Regions from separate parts of the Mus musculus genome. Here region 2 is linked to region 1. The links are chromatin loops, found by intact Hi-C in ENCODE. Cell type or tissue: left cerebral cortex. All regions are shown on one strand. Links, peaks and the distances in the headings refer to the core of each region. The heading gives the core; the rest is flanking DNA. Region 1 has its middle 5.8 kb from the start of Ncf4. Region 2 has its middle 12 kb from the start of Eif3d.

Region 1 (5,373 bases), core at 283-5,282:
TTTTCTGACAATCAAATTTTATTTTAAAACAAGTCTTTGATATATATATAATTTTAATTTATTAAAAACTAAACTATTATTAAATATTAAATTAACATATCAGTGCTACTCAGGAAATTCTTGTTATTTTTAATAAGTAATTAAATCTTGGTTAAATAGATAGTCCTGCAGGACATCGAAAGTCTTCAATGGTTTTTCGAGTTGATATTTTGAATTATAACCATCAACAGCTTTTTTTTTAAATGGGGACATTTTTTTGTATGTGATTTCCACAGTGTGCTCAGAACCATTTCAAAAACTAGTTGGAGACTCTGTGCTAACTCCTGGCTAAAATTCATCAAATGATACTTTAGAACAACAAAACTTGAGGCAGCAACTTTTAACAATCAAACATTCTAACACAGGACCTGGGTATATAGATGCATAAACAGGTATACCAATCAAATATTTACTGACAATAAATTTTATTTTCAAACAGTTCTTTGATGTGTGTGTGTGTGTGTGTGTGTGTGTGTGTGTGTGTGTGTAATTTTAAATTCACCAAGGACTAAACTAATGCAGAGATACCCCAGTCTGATGCTTATGTATTGAGAAATGATGGAAAGAAATGTTACAGTTTTCTATTATGTTTCCATGAGAGAAGAAAACCGCTTATGCATCTCATAGTGTATCATCGCCTGGAGTCCAAGTCCACGTGTTTCAGGCAATGCTCGCTCGTCAGCATGGTGAAATGTGATGTCACAACCTTGGCAAAGTGCACATGCGTTCAGAACTGCTGCTTCAGTGATGTCACACGATAAAATTGCCAGAAACACCAGGGCCATTACGCTTTTGATTTCGAGGTAATTTTTGGTTGAGTGTGGGTCAGAAACTTTTTAATGAGGATATTGTTTGTGTGTGGTTTCCACAGTTATGTGACCGCATGCAGAGGGTGGGGTATTCACATAGGGTTGTGGCCCACAGTTTAAGAGCTAGGTTCTAGCCAGGCGGTGGTGGCGCACGCCTTTAATCCCAGCACTTGGGAGGCAGAGGCAGGCGGATTTCTGAGTTCGAGGCCAGCCTAGTCTACACAGTGAGTTCCAGGATAGCCAGGGCTATACAGAGAAAGAAGAAGATGCTAGGTTCTAGTGGGTGATCCTTATTTCTCTGAGGGCCCCACCCTAGGAAGGAATTAAGATGGTTCTAATGGGACCCACCCCAAGATGGCTTTCAGGTGTTCTTTTAAGTGGATCCTGATCCCTAAGTCCAGCTCTTGCTTCCTGTCTCTCCGTGTGAGCATCTTGTCACATGTACCCTGTGACATCCTCCGCTGGTGTGATGCAGCCAGGGAGTGCCTCAATAGAGCCAGCATAATGCTATTTGGATTTTCAGCTTCCCAAACCATAAGTTAAAAAAAAGCTACGTTTCTTTACCAACTCACCAGTCTCTGGTATTTCGTTCCAGTAGGGGGATAACAGACTAACTCAACTGGGAAATATTACTGTTGCAGAACCCATATAAGCTACTCAAATCAGTGCATTCCTTGCTACCCTCCCCAATGTTCTGGGTTCTCAAATGAAAGACACACACACACAGGGCGCCTTAAAATATAATATGCCTTAAACAATGGTTGGGCCACTTTTCTAACCTCCAAGTGGCTGATGGACTTTTTTGACAATCTCAACTCATCCCTTACTAAAACCTATTCCATCTTGGCTGCCCCAGACCCTGACCTGCAGCCCTCCTAGGCCACTTTTGCATGGTGGCTATGCTCTCTCTTCTGCACTGCTTAGGCCTAGTGTCTCCTTCTTCCTTCCCAGCATGGCAGCTATCCTTCCTCCTCCCTCGGTTCCTTGTCCAGGAATTCTAAAAGTCCCCCTCTGTCTTCCTGCCCAGCCATTGGCTGCCTGCTACTTTAGTTACCAATCAAAACCAAATGGGGGCAGGGATCCTCAGCATCTTAACGTGTGGACAAGTGGCTTCTCCTACAATTTTGAGGACCCAATTCACATAATACGAGCATTATATCAAACCACAACATTACTTTTAGCTGAGTGGCCACGAGTCGCCTTGCTACCCCCAGGCTTTTTAAGTAAAGGAGATGAGAAGAGTGGAGTATACCAGGGCAGGCAGTCTCTGCCACACTAGTCAAGAACTCAGGCAAAGTGTGTAACACGTTCAAATTGTGCCGATGTTAGCGATATATATATATATATATATTTTTCTCCATTCTCTCCTCAAATATTTATGAAGCCCTCAGTTATATGAGGGTCTAGCTAAGTGCCCTTTATAGACAAGAAAACCAGAGAACAGGAGCCAGGTTTTGAGAGGAAATAGTTTTTACCACCAACCAAGGACCTTTGGGGCAATTGTTCCCAGACTCTGCAGGGCAGGAGCCCAGTCTCAGAGCCAGCGAGATGTAGTGCCTGGGAGCAGCCATCTCCTGAGGACAACCTGGAGCCAGGCCCAAATGGGGGTATCCCTGGACTCCTGAAGGGTCAGCTCAGTGCCAGAAGGTGACAGCTTACAGAGCCAGAGCCTATCTAGGGTTTTGGGTTTTGTTTTTTTTGACTCCTTGTCTTTTCCTGACTCCCTTTGAAACAGCAAGGCTGCCCTCCACACCCCTGTGCATGGCACTGCACTGGAAATCAGAGAAACTAGATACTAAAGGTGGGTTTCCCAGTCTCTCCTTCATTATAGCAAAGACTGTGTGTGGCATGTGTGTGTAAGACAATAGCTCCAGTGCATGGGTGTGTATGGCTGTATGAGGGGGCATGTTTGTATGCATAACTAAGCATATGTGAATGTGTGCATGCATCTGTCCAGGCGTGCTGTACACAGGGTTCATTAGTGTACCTTAACAGCGTTCTGAGAGGCTTGACAGCAATGTACTGAGTTTGTCTTCGTCTACTGTTACCTGCTTCAGAGTGGAGCATATGAACGCTTGTGTCGCGGATGATTGATTGATTGATTGATTGATTGAATGGCATATGGCACAGTTAACAACAGCATGAGTTCTGGAGTCAGCCAGAGTGGAGCTCTACACCTCTCTCCGCCACTCACTGAGTTATTTTAGCCTCCTAACCTCGTAGCGCCTCAGTCTTCACATCTCCAGAGCAGGCAAGAGACCCTGATCCACCCTATCTATGAACCTCAGTGTGGGGGTGAAGGAAGAGTAATCAAAGCCGCCCCATTTCAAGCTGGCCCAGGGCTCTCTCCTACGGGCTGCCGCACAGCTCCTCCCCCACAGTTCATGGGCCGTGTGGTAGCACAAACTCTTCTCAGTGCGCACCCATGCAATTTCATACTTATGGTCCGTGGACATCCAAGAAGAGCTCAGACCTTAACTTACAATCCAGGGGGCTGATGCTTAAGTCCTCCTCTAGGTGGCGCCGCAGAAAGGAAGCCCGACTAGAGTCATAGTGCCCCCTGGTGTTCATTGACATAAAAATGCAACAAATGGGGAGCTGTTCTAGACGAGACTAAATATGGAGGTGAGGGGATTTCAATATGATAAATTGTATCATAGACAGGAGCAAGGCAAATGGGAGGCAGATGTGCTGGGGAGAGAGAGAAAGGAGGGGTCAAGTCATACTAAGGAAATTATCATGAATAATGTTAACATCTATAATTCCCTCTCCACCTATTATGTACCTGATATTGGACTAAGCTTTCATTTCCTTCATCAACACAAGTGCTACAAGGTGTGTTTGGAGCCGTCTGTGCAGTAGATGCTCATTACCCTGTTGACTAGATGACTGCTTTTTACATTTTTTTATTGTTTTTGTGTGTGTGTGTGTGTGTGTGTGTGTGTGTGTGTGTGTGTGTGTGTGTAGGTTTGCACGTGCCAACAGGATGCACGTGGCGTTCAGAGGACAACATTTAGGAATCAATTCTCTCCTTCCATCATGTGAGACCTAGAGATCAAACTCAAGTGGGCAGGCTTGGCTACAAACACCTTTAGTCACCGAGCCATCTTGAGGGCCCAAGATAGCTAACATACTTCTGAGAGACAAATATTATCTCAATTTAGGAAACTGGATGCACAAACTCGTGGCCAAGAAGGCGGCAGTGCCGGGGCATGTGATGCTTGTGACCTCACACCAGCTCTGCCTCCGGGAGGGTGGGGCCTTACCTTCATGGGATTTGCCTTTTCAGCCTCCCCCCAGCCTCTGGGTACTCGGCTCTGCCTGGGATCGGCCAGCGATGGCTATTTATGGCTCAGGGAGGCGTCCAGTGAAACTCCCCTCATAAATTATGAAGGGAGACACATGTGGGTCAGGACAGGAGAACTTGGTGCATGAGGGAACCCCGGGACTCTTGCTCTCTCTAATCAGGGATTTTCCTTCTGTTCCCAAGGAAGCAGCTGCTGCAGATGGCAGAACAGCCAGCGTCGCAAGGGGTCCCAGGGTCCTCTCAGGTCCTGCTGTTTGGGCTCCTAGCCCTGACTGCTGACAGCTCTCTGCCTTGTCCCCTAAATGGGGCTGTCTGCATTTTCATGGTTCCTATGCCCACACAAGGAGGGCTTGAACAGTGCTGGATGTTTTGTGCCCTGCCCATTCTCTCTCTCTCTCTCTCTCTCTCTCTCTCTCTCTCTCTCTCTCTCTCTCTCTCTCTCCTCTCAGCTATTTTCTGAGCATGCTCAGTCTTGCTCTGGGGGTACCCAAAAACCTGGATCCCCTGGAGCTATCCCTTTCCGAATGGCCCTTGACACCTGGTTTGAGTGTGTGGTGTTTCTTTTTTTATGCTGTAGTTTCTTGGTTATTGTTAGTCTTTTGTTTAAATCCTATCTACCTTTAACTCCCTCTAGCAATTCATTCCTCCCTCTGACTTGCTAATTTCAAGTCTCTAACCTGGTCACTAAGCGGCTAGCATTGGGGAGATGTGGAAGAAGCCTGACAGAAGTCAGGGGTTGAGAACTTTCTTCTGTAAATGAAACATGCCAGTCTCCATGTGGCCTTTGAGCTTCGATGGCTATCTGTCTGTTTGAGACAGGGCTTGCCGTGTAGCCCAGGCTGGCCCACGCCGAAGGTGAAGTGGGGAGTCAGCTGGAGTCGGGAAGATTGCACCAGCGGCTGCTTGGTATGTGTGCCGAGCAACGGAGGCTTTCTTATTTAAGGGGCGGACTGAGGGGCCTGGGTGACTCCTCTCTCCCTGGGACAGGTGGCTGCATGAAATGAGGAGCCGGGACGGGAGGAGAGCAGGAAGCATGGCAGCTCAGGACGGGAGCCCACTGCTGACAGGGTGTCTGGCTTCCAATTACACTGCCTCAGAGCTCCACATAAAATTAGCAGCAGCATTCTCTGTAAAAGGAGCCAGAGAAATAACCACATTCAGCAGAACCGCAAGCAGGGACGGAAGACAGAGGGAGAAAGGGCAGGCTTGGCCCAGCGT
Region 2 (5,373 bases), core at 294-5,293, 260 kb before region 1:
GCAACAACCAGGCCTCCCACATTTTTCTCTGTTGGAAGCAGGGTTCGGGGTCCTGAGGCCAAAGGCAAGCCATTGTCGGCTTTATCTGGCTGTGTTGGGTCGGGTTAAGAAGGCCCCCTCGCTGGGCATTAGTCCTGCTTTGAGCAGCACAAGCCTAGACTCATCTCTGCTGTGGTGTGTAACCTGGTTCCGACTCTCCTGACAGATTTGTGCAGAGCCTAATCATGAAGGCCAAGTGACTGCAAGACCTTACTTGAGGATCTTCTTCTTACACGTGTGAGGGGCTCAGACTGAGTTTGGACCCAGGTTTCAGTAACCACGTGACCTTGGGCAAACTATAAGGTCCTCAGAACCTTGTCTGTAGAACGCAAGAAATTGGAATGCTCCTCTCTCAGGGAGAGGGTGAGCATCTTGTCAGAGGATGGTGACTTTTCTTCAGACAGCGAGTCCAGGTCAGTGGGTTGACTGGAGCCTGGGTAGAACTTTGCCCAGGGCGCAATCTTGAAAAGAGATTCTAAAAGCAATCACTGGTCATCCACAGCTAACAACTTAGTTCAAGCCCCTGAGATGTAGCTCATGCTAGGGATATGAGACTTGAGAGGTGCTTCGTGAAATGCATTTTATATCTTACAAACTTGTTTATCTTGTGGTACCGGGGATTGAACCCAGGATCTTGTGCATGACAGACGAATGCTCTACTGCTAAGCCATGTTCCTAGCTATGAAGTATACTTTGAGTTTACATCTAAATTCTGTATTTCACACATAAATCAGGTTTTGGTATATTCTCTCTCTGTCTCTCTGTCTCTTTGTTTTTGGAGATAGCCCTGGCTGTCCCAGAATTCACTATGACCAGAGATTCTCAGAGACCAGGTTGGCCTGGTCTCTGAGAGATCCATCTTCCTCTGCTTTCTGAGATCTGGGATTAAAGGTGTGCACCACCACCTCCTGGTAGGGATTCCCTTAAAATCTGGCCAGACTACTCAGTCATTCCTGATATCTGAAGAGGACTTGTCCCTTGGCCTGGGGCTTACAAATGTGCTGCAGTCCCTACCACCCCCTATCACTCCAGTCCCTGACTTTCTCATATTCCTGTATGCTCTCCCCGAGGTCCTCTGGGGATTGGCAGATAAATTGCAGTGCTGTGCCGTGGGTGCTACGAGAGGGACAGTAAGTCAGCCAGGGCGGTCAGAAAAAGCTCCTCCAGGGAGAAGAGCCACAGCTGCTGCTCTGCAAAACCTGCAGCTACGGCTCAATGCCCTCCTCTTTATGGCTCAAGGAGAGGGACCAAGGACACAAAGTCAGAGATGGCAGGGACATCTGTGCGGAGAGCTGAGGCCAATGGCTTGCTTGTGGCTGTCCAGCCTTCTGCAGGCTGGAACTGGAGCAGCTAGGGCCCTGCCTCCCTGGCTCCGGGTTTCTTAGAGGTTGGAAGGTCTGGGGCCTGGACACGAGGCTTGTGCCCGTTACTCACTGGCAGTGTGACCTCTGATTAGCCATTTCCTCTCCTTGAACCTGTGTCTTCCTGTGCCAACAGGACTTGGGAGTCTGATGGCTTGACAGGACAAGGGCCAAACACTGACAAAGTGGCCTGTGGACACTACAGACATTTGAGGGTCACTATGACAGTTGGAAAAGAGCCACCTTCTCCAGCAGACTTGGTGCCATCTGTTTAACAGAGGCCTTGAAAGGGCCCATCCCCACACTTGCCCGACTGGTCCCTCTTAGGGCACACAGGGCCTTTTTTTTTTTTTTTTTTTTTTTTTTTTTAAGGCTTGGACCTTGGAAAGTGTGTTTGATCCTCTGAGCTTGGCTGTGAGGAGAGGAGAGCTGTAGGTGCAGAGACCAAGGGCCCCCTTCTTTTAGAAGGTGTCAAGGTCAAAGGCCGGACTGGGGGATGTGAGGGAAGCAAGACGCTGTGCACAAGAGGAGTGAAGCCATGCTCCACTCTCCAGTCTGTGTATCTAGATAGGATCTCACCACGTAGCCCTCACTAGCTTTGAACTTGAATCCATCCTCCTGCCTCAGGCTCCTGGGTGTCAGGACTACAGGCGTGATCCATTTCTGTGTGTCAGACTCCCATCAAGTCCCCCTTCAGTAGAGCTTGATGTAAGAGTGGGAGGCTAGGCGCAGTGATGCCCATTTGTAATTCCAGCACTTGGGGGTGGTGGGAGTGGAGGCAGGACGATCAGAAGCTCATGATAATTATGTAAATGAGCTGTAGTCCAACTTGGGCTACAATAGACTCTGTCTCAAAAAGAAAAAAAAAACCAAAACAACAAAACCCGAGATTTAAATGTCACGGCACTCAAGGTCACACCGTGTGCTAGCAACAAGGCACGTTCAAGTCTTAGATGGAGAATGAACAGCGCTTTCTGCAGGGTCACTGGCTTCCCCTCCACGGGGTACCTCAGGACTGCCCATCAGAAGGTCATGCATTCTACAATGTGGCCACAGGATGGCGCTGCTGCTCAATTCAGGAAAACAGCCAGCTCCAGGGCTGTAATTCAGAGCATCGGATACCCTTTAAAAGTGAGTCACTGGCGTTTATGACTGCTGTGTTAACACATATAAATAATCTTAATATGAGCAACAGCATTAGCATTGGTACAGGGCTTCCTGCGTTGTCAGCTCGCCTGCTTAGCTGGTTCCATCTGCCACGCAGTCCAAGCCTGTTAGATGAGGCTCTTTTCAGTGATTGCTCTTTGACGGGGAAAGTGAGGCACAGAGGAGACAGGGTAGCTCAGAGTGGAGGGCACACGGTGCTCAGCCAATGAATCCGCCTGGCAGACTGCTTCTCCACTTCTCCTATGTATGTCTCAGGACACAGGACAAGGTCTGGCCCCACTCCTAGGCCAGTTCATGGTCAAAGGCTTTGGAGGACCTTTGTGGTAGGGGTGGGCAGATACGGGCTCCCTGATAGGTGCTCAGCCTTCCTGAGCTTCAGTGTAGCGTGTGAGTGCTGCCTTGGCTGGCCTGGAAGGCTCTTTGGGTGTGCTGGCCGGGAGAAGCAGACTCTGGGATACAGCTGGTGGAATTGACTGCAAAGAGGGGGTCATTCTCTTCTCCACGTGGCATTTATAGGGCATTGGTGACTCACCAGAATCTGGTCCCCAAGGCTGCTAGTGGTAGAGTGACCAGGAATTAATGAATGAATGATTCATTCATTCATGCAATTAGCATTCTTTAGGGGCCTGCTCCATGGTAAACAGTAGGAATATAATGGTATAAACACAGCCCAGTGCCCTGTAGCTTCCTGGATAAAGGGCAAGTTAGCTGAGTACAGCTTGGTGACAAACTGCTCAAAAGCTGTTCCTTTTTTTTTTTTTTTTTTTTTTTTTTTTGAGACAGGGTTTCTCTGTGTAGAACTGGAACTCACTCAGTAGACCAGGCTGGCCTTGAACTCAGAAATCTGCCTGCCTCTGCCTTCCAAGTGCTGGGATTAAAGACATGCATCACCACTGCCCGGCTCAAAAGCTACTCTAAGTGCCTTGAGCAGGAGGAAGCTGCATGAGGAAGGGCTAGGCGAGTTCACAAGACACTAGGTTAAAAAAAGGTACTTAGGGGCAGCAGAGGGGAAAGCATGTGCCCAGGGAAGAGCAGTCAAAGTGTGACCACCAGACATCCGAGGGCCAGAAAGCCAGTACTGATCGCACCTCCCCTTTGCAGATTGGCTAGCTGAGGCTTGGATGGTGGAAGCTGTCCAAAGTTCTGAAAGTTTGCTCTGGTGGAGTTAGGAAGGAGAAAAGGAGAAATAGATAGATAGATAGATAGATAGATAGATAGATAGATAGATAGATAGATAGATAGATGAATAGAGATTAGATAGATAATAGATAGATGAATTTATAGGTAGATAGGTAGATGATGGATAGATAGATGTCTGGTTTTCAGTAAGTCTCAGGTTTTTATCCATGAGTGTTTTAGCTTGGAGACCCATCTGCTGACAGAGGAGGAGGAGGAGGAGGAGGAGGAGGAGGAGGAGGAGGAGGAGGAGGATGCCAGCTGCAGAGAAAGAACCCTGACCTACGCAGTCCCCATGCTCTAGTGGCCTTGTGCCAGTTCCTTTGCTTCCCTTAGAGGTGTAACCTGTTGAATCCTTTCTGGAAAGATCTGAGGCTGAGAAGATGACATAGGAGGCCTGGGGCTGTAGCCCAGCGGGTAGAGTACTGGCCTAATGCACAAAAAGCCATCCCCACAGCAGGTCAAGCTGAGGGTGATGGCATACTCCTGCAGTCCCCTCACTAGTTCAGGCCATCTCTGACACTGGGTGAGGCTGAGCATATTATTCCACCTCACTGAGCCCTAGCTCCTCATCCATGAGAAGAGGGGCGCAGAGACCCCCCTTAAGGGATGTCCGTGGGGATTATAGCAGCGCAGAGGCTGAGGGTTCCCTTATCTGCATCATCACAGAGACGTGAGGCCCCGGTTATTGTGTGGTTAGGAATAGGGGAAGGTGAAGAGATTGGGAAACAGAAGCCCAAGGACAAACAAAAGACATGGAATTAAGTCCAAATGGTGACTTAATCCAGCAGCTCTGACTGCTGGTGTGTGGGGGTGTGTGCAATGCGAGTTTCTCCTAGGACTGAGATGCTGTAGAGACAGCCTGGGTCTTTGCACTGTCCGGGAGCTCAGCTCCTTCATCCAGCAAACTTTTGGAGAGGAGGTCCTTGCTGGGACCCATGATGGCACCACAAGGCAAATGGCACAGCAGCTCTGGTCCAAAGGAACACCATTTCCAGGCAACAAGCTCATCCCCCAGGTCCTTCCCTTCTGCATCCGCTGGCTCTTGGTATTGATCCACTGGGGTTGGAGCTGACTGGAGCAGCGGGAGGAGGACGCCGCAGTGCTATTAGGGCGAAGGCACGCTGTCATCTGTCAGTGTCTCCCTGGGCACAGCTGGCTGGGGAGACATCCCGCTGTTAACTCCTCTCCTCTCTCAGCTTCCCACTGCACACACAACTTGGAAGCCCTCTGCCACCTTTCTCCAGCGGGAACTTGAGTACCTGATCCTGCTTCTCCCAGCCATGAGCCCTGGTTCCCAAATGCCCCAGTCAGTCTTGCCTCTGTACCTGCAGTCACCAAATTCCATACCAAGTGTGGCCACCAAATCTGTTTCCAGACATCTGTGTATCCATCTGTTGCTCTCACAGTCCACCTTGTTTTCTCTATCCATCCATCTATCCATCCTCCCACCTATCTATCCACCCACCCATCCACCTATCAACTCACTTATCTATCAAGTCACCTATCCATCCATCTTCCTATCCATCCATCCATCCGTCCATCCATCTTCCTATCCATCCATCCATCCATCCATCCATCCATCCATCCATCCATCCATCCATCTTCCTATCCATCCATCCATCCATCC

Evidence for each region. A loop is a pair of places that touch in the nucleus more often than their neighbours do. Peaks named below come from ENCODE experiments on the same cell type or tissue, not always from the same donor. Only the 100,000 strongest peaks of a DNase experiment are listed, where the experiment ranks them.
Region 2: it touches region 1 in a loop (7-fold over the local background); 9 of 42 quality-filtered maps call a loop at or near these places.

What each region holds. Positions count from the first base shown.
Region 1 is chr15:78,236,309-78,241,681 of GRCm38, forward strand. No RefSeq gene overlaps it. Among named protein-coding and RNA genes, the nearest start is that of Ncf4, 5.8 kb to the right of the region's middle. In left cerebral cortex, for the core only: a CTCF peak has its summit at 3,372 (motif pointing left); DNase peaks (open chromatin) are centred at 3,384 and 5,235.
Region 2 is chr15:77,979,910-77,985,282 of GRCm38, forward strand. No RefSeq gene overlaps it. Among named protein-coding and RNA genes, the nearest start is that of Eif3d, 12 kb to the left of the region's middle. In left cerebral cortex, for the core only: a CTCF peak has its summit at 2,452 (motif pointing right); DNase peaks (open chromatin) are centred at 1,071, 1,140, 2,209, 2,486 and 1 more place; H3K27ac peaks cover 1,723 bases.